Linked DNA regions of Homo sapiens: region 2 is linked to region 1. Evidence: chromatin loops called from intact Hi-C (ENCODE). Cell type or tissue: PC-9. All regions are shown on one strand. Region 1 overlaps NRCAM (neuronal cell adhesion molecule). Region 2 overlaps PNPLA8 (patatin like domain 8, phospholipase A2).

Region 1 (5,000 bases):
CAAAATGGTGGCACCTCTGTCAGCCTCGAGCAGAGGTGCCTGCACACCCACACTGGATGATAGAACAGGCGAAGTATCAATTGTATTATGTTAAGCACTGAGACTTCTAGGTTAATTTCTCACTGGAGTAGAATGTGAATGGTACCCCATGGACTTCTACCATGAGGTTAATTCTCTCTCCTGCTCTCTCTTCTCCTTGCATTACTACCCTTCACACTCATTAGGAAAGGAGTACACATTGAGATTTTGACCTGTACACTGCGTCCCTACCCTAACTGGTTCATACCATTCAGCAAGCATAGCAGGGTTTACCTTTGAAATGTGACACAATATTTTTCAAAGTGACTAGCCTGCCTGGCATTTCAAAATGCTATTTTTTACTATTAAATGGCTGCCATTTTGCCATGTGTTGCTTTCTTGACAAGTGGATAAGGTATAGCATGTTTAGAATATCAATATCCTGAAGGGCCTTTTTTGCTGAAGTTTTTAATAAACTGTTTCCAATCCTTACATCTTCTCAGTGCTATTTGTAGAAATCTCAGTTTACAGGAAGATAAATAGAGCTAGAGCTTGTTTCAGTGACTCCACAAATGTTTCTGAATGTGTTGCTCTGAAGACCCATATTCAGAATTAAATTTTCATTTCTCAGACCTCACTTTTAGAGCAGTTTCCTACTTTCCATTTTTGTTTTTAAATGGAACTTTGTTTCTGTTTTCTAATGTGAAGGGAATCAGCTGAGAAGTGGACTTTGTGAGGAAGGAAGAGGCCTATCCCTGTGGTTTGGCTTGCCCCTCTTTCCTCCCTTTCTCCAGATTACCTGTCTTGTGGGAGAGTGAGAAGAATAGAAGCTGGGGCTGACCTCAGCCAGAGTTCTAGTATGATTCACGGAGATGGGGAAGTAGGAGGGATAGACTAACAATATTGGACTCTCTCATCCTGTTCTCTACCTTAATCTTTGCTATTCTGCATTAGAAATAAATTAGTATAATGCCTAAGACAATAAATTAGGCATAATTTACAATTATGCTAAAATAATTTAGCATAAACAAATTTATGCTAAAATAATTTAGCATAAACAAATTTATGCTAAAATAATGGTCAGTGTTAACCACCTTCTATTTATTCTGACTATAAGTTTTGTGTGAGAAATGTAAGTTAAGTATGTGCCCTTTGGCTGCACCAACATATATATAGAGAAGTATCTAGAAAAACCAAAAAGGATAGATTAGTTTTGAAGAGAAGTCTACATTGCCACACTATTTACTAATTTAGGTTCGGCCATGACCTTGTAAGGAGACCTGCACATTTGGATCATCAGTCCTCCTAAATGTGCATGTTAGTATGTTTCTGGTTGCAAGAAAGAGCCAATCTCAGTTTATCTTAATTCATTATTGCAGATATCTATGGCTATATAATAAACCATTCCTAAATTTTGTGACTTCAAACAACAACAGTTTATTATTTCTTATAATCCTGAGGGTTGGCAGGATGGTTCTTCTGTTGCATGTAGTTTAAAAAGTCACTGGCTCAGCTATTTTTGGCTGGGAGCTCAGCTGGGGCCAGAGAGTCCAGGATGGTCTCTCATCTCCCAGGGTCTCTTTCCACTGGCTTCTCATCATCTAGTAGTATGGCTCATACTTCCCAGAGGGAACATTACAAGAGGATAAGCTGCAGTGTGCAAATGGTCATCACACCTCTTTTCACATATTGCTTGCTAAAAATCCCACTGGCCAAAGCATGTGACATGGCCAAGCCCACAGCCATTGTGAGAGTTGACTATGCAAGGGCATGGATACTGGGAAGGGTGCTTCCTGGGGCCACCAATGCAACAGTCTACCTGCCATATTAATGAAATTTTGTTGTAGAATACACAAGACTGGAGAAGGACAGGAAGATGTCTCAACCTCAGTCACTAGTGTGGCAAACTTCACAGAGAATTGGAACATTGTTTGGGGTACCAAGAGATTTACAGGCCTGGTGATTATAATGCAAGAGTAGTAGGTGCTTGTTATCACCTATCCAGTGTTCTGGTGATGTCATGGCCACTCAGCTCTTCTCTGTTTCTGTTTCTATTGATCCTCTGCTGCCCACTGGCTTCATTCTGCACTGGATGCCTCATATCTTTTGCTTACTCATGCTTGCTCCTACTGCCTTGCCTCTATTTGACCTTTGGCTTTTGTTCCTGCTCCAAACCGCTGACTCACTCTCTCTCTGTCTCACATTCACCCTCTCTATGACAAAGGAATTTGTTACCACTTAGTTGGTCACTCTTCAGTGCCTCACAAGCAGCCAAGTCAACTCACAGGCTCTACATGGCTCCCTGCCTTTGTTCAGACAAAGGCTGAACACCCACCCTGATTCTTTTTGCCTTGGTCAGAGTGATGAGGTCAATGCAGAAGAAAGACTGTGAGCATGGCAGGCATTCAGAGTGGAGCAGTCTCCTCCCCACTCTGTTTAGTGAATTGTGATTGGATTGGAAGGTGGGATAAAGAAGGAAATTCCCTTTCGTTTGCAAAGAACTAGTTCGTTCCTCTTTTTCCCCAACCATCTTTCCTTTTCCAATCAGCTCTCTCATCCCAGAAGCCAATCCTGACAACTGTCATCAGATAGCTGGCTGGACAAGCCTGGAAAGTGTGGAACAGGTGCCATCCTTGGTCAGGGTTGCTATTAGTCTCACACACATGAGCTTTTCATTAACTATGCTTCATCATTTGTCTTAGATCTCTCAGTTACATCATTGCCTCATATTGTTCTATTTTCTTTCTTGTTACTGCTGTGCTAAGTAAAAGAGATGTGAAAAATCCTGTATTCAGATGATCATGTGTGTTGCAAATAACTGGATTTCACTCCAAAAGACCTTGGTATCTTTGATAATCTAATGTCAGTGTCCCAAAAGCTTTTTAATAATTTTCTAAATCTAAAATGTCCTTAAATTATTGCTTAATATATTTTTATGTTTCTTTATGCCTGAACTCTCTCTGGAAGGATTCACAAAACTTGGTAATAATGACTGCTTCCTAAGGGAGAAAGGGGGTTGCTGGTTGCTTACTTTGCATTCTGTGGTCTTTTGTACTTTATGAATATTGTACCATGTACACACACTGCCTACTTTTAAAATTAACTTTTTAAAGTACATCTTGTCTACATAGTCTTAAATTGTTCTTCCTTTAGAAGGCCAGGGCCCGCATGTGGTAGAAGTCCATGGGGTCCTATTCACATAGAATCTGGTGTGAAGAAGCTCCTAAAGTTGTGCCATGGGCAACACTGTGAAGATCTTCTATAGATATTCAGAAACCGTTAGAGGTTTTCTTTTTTTAACATCAGTAACTAAACTTGGTAATTCTGTTTGCTTATTGACTAATTAAAAAATAAGAGGATATAGGAGGGAGGGAAATGCTAGGGACCTCTCGGGGTGAGGCAGTGTGAGATGGCTAAAAGCTCCAGAACCTTCCGGAACTGGAGCTCTAGATCTGGTACTTCACATATCACGTGACATTTAAGCAGGTGACACCATCCTACACCTTGAATTCCTTATCAGTAAGTTAAGAAATGTAATAAAAGTTACCTTCTGGAATTGTTGGGAAGATAAGTTAATGCCTGGAGGAGACTCATCGCTGTGCCTGGCACATAGAAAAGGCTCAGTGAATGGTAGCCATTAGGACTGGATTATTTTCTTGTCTGTTAAATGGGTAGAAATACCTGTTTTTCTGTTTTCTGGGGTTTTTATGAATATCAAATAAGATCATTAGTTATAGTGCTCTGAGGAGTAGAGATTTTGAGCTATTATCAGGATGTTGTTCCATTATCTGTTATTGGGGTAAAAACCACCTGTTTATTGTTCACCATTCCTTAGGTACTAGTCCAGGTTCTAGTTACTACATTCCTGGTAGAGCCTCTACTGTGGAAGATTCCTTTGGACTAGGAGGAAATTAGAAACGTGGTCCTTAAAGCTTCTCACAGTTTGTCTTGTTTGATCATTATCATCTCTATAGTCCTATTATCCCGGACTACTTTTTTCTGAGGTGCATTAATGATTGTGTAGTGGTGTAGATGTAATTGACTCTGTTGATGTGTTAATTATTAGTCGTCATTGTCCATTTCTCTCTAACCTTTCCTCCACAGTCTCAGACTTAAAATCTGTGATTGAAAAGCACAGCATGGCTAGAGATGTGCATTTGTGTACTTCTTCCTTAAGATAAATATTTAAAATATAAAAAGTGACCATCCCCAAGTTGACTGCTGAAAAATGTCTTTCACAGTCAAGATGATGTCCTACCCACTTAGTTATCCAGTCACTGAGGCGAGCCACTGATGAGGCATCAGAGCAATAGTTAGTGTGTCAAAGGGCATCTAGTCACATCAGCATATTTGTTTATCTGCTTGGAGAGTGTAGATCATGTTATGTGTTCAACCAGCATGGAACCCACCCATGTTGGGATGCTGAAAAGCCCAAATAGAGGAGAATGAAATGGCGAGTAATGCGTGGCCTTCAAATTCTGGTAGAGAGCTGATTTTTTTCATTAAAATAATTTCCTCCTTCATTTGAGAGAAAAAGAAAGGTTTTATTTTCCTTCTAAAGACAAGACTTCTTAAGTAAGCAACAGGAGAGCTGTTTCTCTCAGGCTTGATGTGAATCCTTTGTCAAAACTGTAGGGTTTTCTTTTGAAATACATAGTAAGTAATGCAGGGGAATATTTGCTCTGTGATTTAATATGAATTTGAGGCAAAAGAAATAAGGGAACCTTGAATTGCATTTCTTTTCAATGATGAAAAGTTTATCAAAGAAGGGAATTTTTCCCCCTTCTGTTTCACAGGTTCTATAGGTAACATACGAAAAGTTGCTTTGAATGGAGTTAAATTAAATGAGATATGAAAAGGCTTTGCTCTTTATCATTACTCTCAGTCCTTTTAGCAATATGTGTGATTTTAAATAGGGTGATCTATTTTTCAGAAGACGAATCTACCATTTATCTCATTCAATCCTGCTTTAAAATATCTGG
Region 2 (5,000 bases), 250 kb before region 1:
GAAGGAAAAGACAACAAATAGAAAAACAAAAATATGTTATTCTGGGTGCTATGAAGAAAAATAAAGCAAAGTAAAGGGATAGAGAGGAAGAGTACTATTTTAAAGAATGCTCAGGACCAAGACTTCTTTTTAAAGAAGTTATATTTATGTAGAGATAGGAAGGAAGGAAGAAAATTGAAGAACATTCACATGTCTAAGGTCAGACAAGCATGATGAAAAAGAAGTTTGTATCCAATAAATAGTTTATCTTGTAGAATAAGAGTTGTATTAGTCATATAGGGAGGAAATCAGTGTGAGGTAATTTGGGAAAATCTAGGGGTGGGTTAGGATGAAGTTAGGTTTAGGTTAGTAATTCTCCACTGGAGGTGATTTTGCTCCCTAAAGGACATTTGGCAGTGTCTGGAGACATTTTTAGTTGTCACAACTAGAGCACTGCCACTTGCATCTAGTTTGAAGAGGACAGTTGTGACTAAACATCATACAGTGCACAGGACAGCCCCGCAAAACAAAGATTATCCAACCCAGAATGTCAGCGGTTCTGCTGTTGAGAAAACTTGGTTTAGGGGAATATGGGAAAGCAGCCCAGATGGGAGGTTTGTGCGGAAAGCAGTAATGTATGAGGGATTGAGAGAAAAAATAAAAAACCCTGTCTTTGACTTCTTTGTTATAAGAGAACCTACAGTGGTAGACACAGACAGCTGTGGCAACTTGGCAGATATATACGTATTTAAATTCATTCGGAATTTATGAGTACAACATTTTTAAATAGTTAAGTTTCCCAATTATACGAGTAGTTAGAAAAACCTGAGAGAGAAAAAAACCCCAAAACCATAGCTCACAACTCTTAAGATTATTTTAGTATTTTGATTTATTTTCTTCTAATCTTTTTCTGTGTGAACATATACGTGCCTATTTTATTTCCTTTTTGTGATAATAGAGGTCACATTGTTAAATATATTTTATCCAGCATTACATTTAATTCATCATGTCTTGTCTTGAATTAATAATGTACCTCTTTCATAAGATATCTTAACTCTCCTCAAATGCACATTATTTGTTGTATTTAAAAAATCAGCATCTTTGGTTTTCTACTTTAATCTTACATAATTTTCTAGTTACTTCTTGTTAACATTATCAAGCACAATTTGACACTCAAAATTTTTTGATGCCTAACTACCTTTGTGTTCCAGGACTTACCTACCCCCTACCTTGTGTTGGGAATAGAGCTTTTCATCGTTTTTTTATTCTCCCACTGTTAAAAATTGTCATGATACACACATGACAGTTTACATGGTACATACACCCTCAATTGGTCTATATCTCCTAAGCTTTTTCATCGTTTCGCATTCCTTCATGAAGCTATTAACTGCTGTTGGCAAGGATTCAGAAATGAGCAAAGTCAGCAACATTAATTAATATACCATTAATATAGAGGGTTAACCTGAAGTTATTGAGAGTTTTTAAAAATGAATAAAGAAAAGGGAGCTTAAAAATCTGACTGGTGGCCGGGTGCAGTGGCTCACACCTGTAATCTTAGCACTTTGGGAGGCTGAGGCGGGTGGATCATGAGGTCAGGAGATCGAGACCATCCTGGCTAACATGGTGAAACCCTGTCTCTACTAAAAATACAAAAAAAAAAAAAAATTAGCCAGGCATGGTGGCAGGCTCCTGTAGTCCCAGCTACTCGGGAGGCTGAGGCAGGAGAATGGCATGAACCCAGGAGGCGGAGGTTGCAGTGAGCCCAGTGAGCCACTGCACTCCAGCCTGGGCAACAGAGTGAGACTCCATCTCAAAAAAAAAAATCTGGTGAAATATGTAAGACAAAAATGTATAGAGTCATAGGTGACCAACTATGTTAGTAAGAGAGGAAACCAAGGTATGGCATTCCAAAACCAGTGAGTGAGTTTTTAAGTGTTTTCCAGTTTTTTTTGTTTTTTTTTTTGTTTTTTGTTTTTTTTTTCAATTTTATATTGGCATATCTTTGTATTCTTATTTAGTTGTTTGTTGGTTTTTGGCATTCTTAAGAAGTGTATTTGAGTGGATTTCTTCTTCTTTTTACTTTTTTTTTTTTTTTCTGTAGAAATGGGATCTCGCTATATTGTTCAGCTGGTCTTGAACTCCTGGCCTCAAGTGATCCTCTTACCTCAACCTCCCAAAGCGCTGGGATTACAAGAATGAGCCACTGCCTGGCCAGATTTATTCTTAAAGAGATACTGTTCTGCAGAAGGATGGGTTCAGTGAAAAAACAAGAGAGAGATACTAATATAAATTTTAAAATGTGCTGCCTTAGTGTAGGTTTTTTTATCATTTAGATATTAGATTTTCAAAAGTAATACTAAAAATTTGGACAGGCAATTTTTACTGATTTTGATTTATATTATTAATTTTCATGTTAGCATATAAACTCTAAAAGCAATTATTAGATTGTTTTATTCAACAGCTTAAATTATTTTTTCTTTAAACAGGAATTGTCATTTTGTCTTTAATCTTTTCTGTAGGGGCGTGGTTGCTCTCCAGACCCTACGAAAATTAGTTGAACTTACTCAGAAGCCAGTTCATCAGCTCTTTGATTACATTTGTGGTGTAAGCACAGGTAATTATTATTATATGGAAGTGGTGCATTCTGGCAGTACATTAAGGAAAAGAACATTAAGCACTTATGTTTAAGATCATAGTCCTTTGCCTTCTTCAGCCCTCTCTCCATACCCCAAAATTTTGTACTTCCTTTTTTGTCTTTTGTTCATGGTTATGCCAGTTAGGCACACTAGGTGGCAGTGTGTCCTACCTATTATAGCTAGATATGGAATCAGCTGTTTAAAAGGACATCCAAGAGTACCTAATATGTTTAATTACATTGGTTCCTAGGACTAACTTGAAGGAGAATTGCTTAGTGATTTGGTGAGTTGTCAAATATACCATATTCTGTGACTAAAACTAAGTAATTCATTGATGTTAGAAAGAACGTGAATTATCTACCATAGTATCTTATATATAATTTAATGTAAAACAACACATTTGTAAATATTTTTAAATTATTATTATTATCATTATTGGGGGTAGCATTTATTTAATCCTTTTTGAGACCTGGTAAATCCCTTTACATTTGTTAACCCAGTAAGACACATGAATTTTGGTTGTTCTTATTACTCCCATTTTACCCCTGAAACAAATGGGGCTCTGAGAAGGAAAGTCATTTGTCCCAGGTGACATAGCTAGAAAGTATCAACGCTAAAATTTAAGCCAAAACTATGATTCAGGAAATCTTACATCATAAGGGCTATAACTTAACACTGATAAAAGCTAAGGATTCTTTTTTCCAGGTGCCATATTAGCTTTCATGTTGGGGTTGTTTCATATGCCCTTGGATGAATGTGAGGAACTTTATCGAAAATTAGGATCAGATGTATTTTCACAAAATGTCATTGTTGGAACAGTAAAAATGAGTTGGAGCCATGCATTTTATGACAGTCAAACATGGGAAAACATTCTTAAGTAAGTTACAATTACTCTTTTTAAATCTTCTGATTATATAGGTAGTATGTGCATATTATAATTTGAAAAATGTCAATATTAAATTATATTCTTGCATATTATAATTTGAAAAATATCAAGAATATTAAATTATTTGACTAATTAGAGATAACCACTGTTAGTATTTTGGTGAATCATAGTTTAGTAATTGTTTTGGGGGGTTTGTGTGTGTGAGATTTGCATGTAAAAGTTGCAATTGCCTTTTTTAAAAATATGAGATACTTGCATCCTGTTGTTTTTACTTAACATATTAAATGTGTCTCAAGTCATTCTAAAATATTCAATTATTTTTATTTTTATTTGTTTTTCGACACACGCTCTCACTCCCGTTGCCCAGGGTAGAGTACAGTGGTGCTATCTTGGCTCACTGCAGCCTCAACTTCCCAGGCTCAAGTGATCCTCCCACGTCAGCCTCCCAAGTAGCTGGGACCACACGTGTGCACCACCATGCCCAGCTAATTTTTTCTGTTTTTAGTAGAGAGAAGATTTCACCATGTTGCTCAGGCTCCTAACCTCAAGTGATTGGCCTGCCTCCCAAAGTATATATAATCATAAAATATAAGCATAAAATCATCCACAATCCTGTTATTCAGAGCTGTAGACTTTAATATATCTCCTTCTAGTTTATTAGACCTTATACATTTTGTATAGCTGATATTAGATTGTAGTTGTAAATTCGTATCCTTCTCCTTTTTTCAAACGTTCTTAAAATCTCCTGACATATTTTTAAAGACTACACTGTACTCCAGAGTGGGATGTTACACTTTCTTAATCATTTCCATTTAGGATTTTTATGGACATTTACGACATTTATGTTCCTAATTTTTTGGGATTATGAACAATGCTGTCATAGAAAACTTTAAATTTCTTCTCACATTTCAGAATATATTAGTAGGTCACTATATAAGAAGCATATTTATTGGGTCCAATGTTGATGTCTTCTTAAAATAATTATTATATAGGAAATAGAAAATATATCGAGAAAACAATAAAAATAATTTATAATCCCACTAAGAACAAAAGCACTATTAACATGGTGATGTGTTTTTTGTGTAATTTCTTACAGATAGACAAGTGTATATGTGTGTAGTTGTGAGTGTGTGTGTATCCATTCTCTTTACAAAATTCAGATAATGCACAGATTATTTCCTATGTCAGTTAATATTTTTTGAAACATATATTAATGGTTCTTCACCATTTTATGGATATACTGTTTTTTATTTAACAAATCCTCTCTTAGAAAAGGATACTTCAGATACTCTTGCAGTTCAAAATAAAATTTAGATAAACATCTTTACTTAAATCTCTGGCTATATCTTTAAGTAAAGTAAATTTCTAGAAGTAAAATTGTGGGCCAGAGGATATGCATGTTTTAAGAATCTTGATACATACATGGCTGAATTTGTTCTTCAATACAGTGGTTTTAGCTTATTCATCTGCCAACATCAATTTGTATTTCTATTTCATGA

What was found. A loop is a pair of places that touch in the nucleus more often than their neighbours do. Peaks named below come from ENCODE experiments on the same cell type or tissue, not always from the same donor. Only the 100,000 strongest peaks of a DNase experiment are listed, where the experiment ranks them.
Region 2: it touches region 1 in a loop (8-fold over the local background); 1 of 110 quality-filtered maps calls a loop at or near these places.

The regions. Positions count from the first base shown.
Region 1 is chr7:108,243,647-108,248,646 of GRCh38, reverse strand. The region is part of intron 3 of NRCAM (neuronal cell adhesion molecule); the gene reads left to right. Among named protein-coding and RNA genes, the nearest start is that of LAMB4, 120 kb to the right of the region's middle. RefSeq lists an enhancer at 1,566-2,765. In PC-9, no CTCF peak of the experiment used is centred here; a DNase peak (open chromatin) is centred at 2,216; H3K4me3 peaks cover 627 bases; H3K27ac peaks cover 3,820 bases.
Region 2 is chr7:108,495,076-108,500,075 of GRCh38, reverse strand. It overlaps PNPLA8 (patatin like domain 8, phospholipase A2), which reads left to right. Exons shown (of 11, transcript NM_001256007.3): 6 at 2,499-2,593; 7 at 3,321-3,492. Among named protein-coding and RNA genes, the nearest start is that of PNPLA8, 29 kb to the left of the region's middle. In PC-9, CTCF peaks have their summits at 2,561 and 2,763 (motif pointing right); no DNase peak of the experiment used is centred here.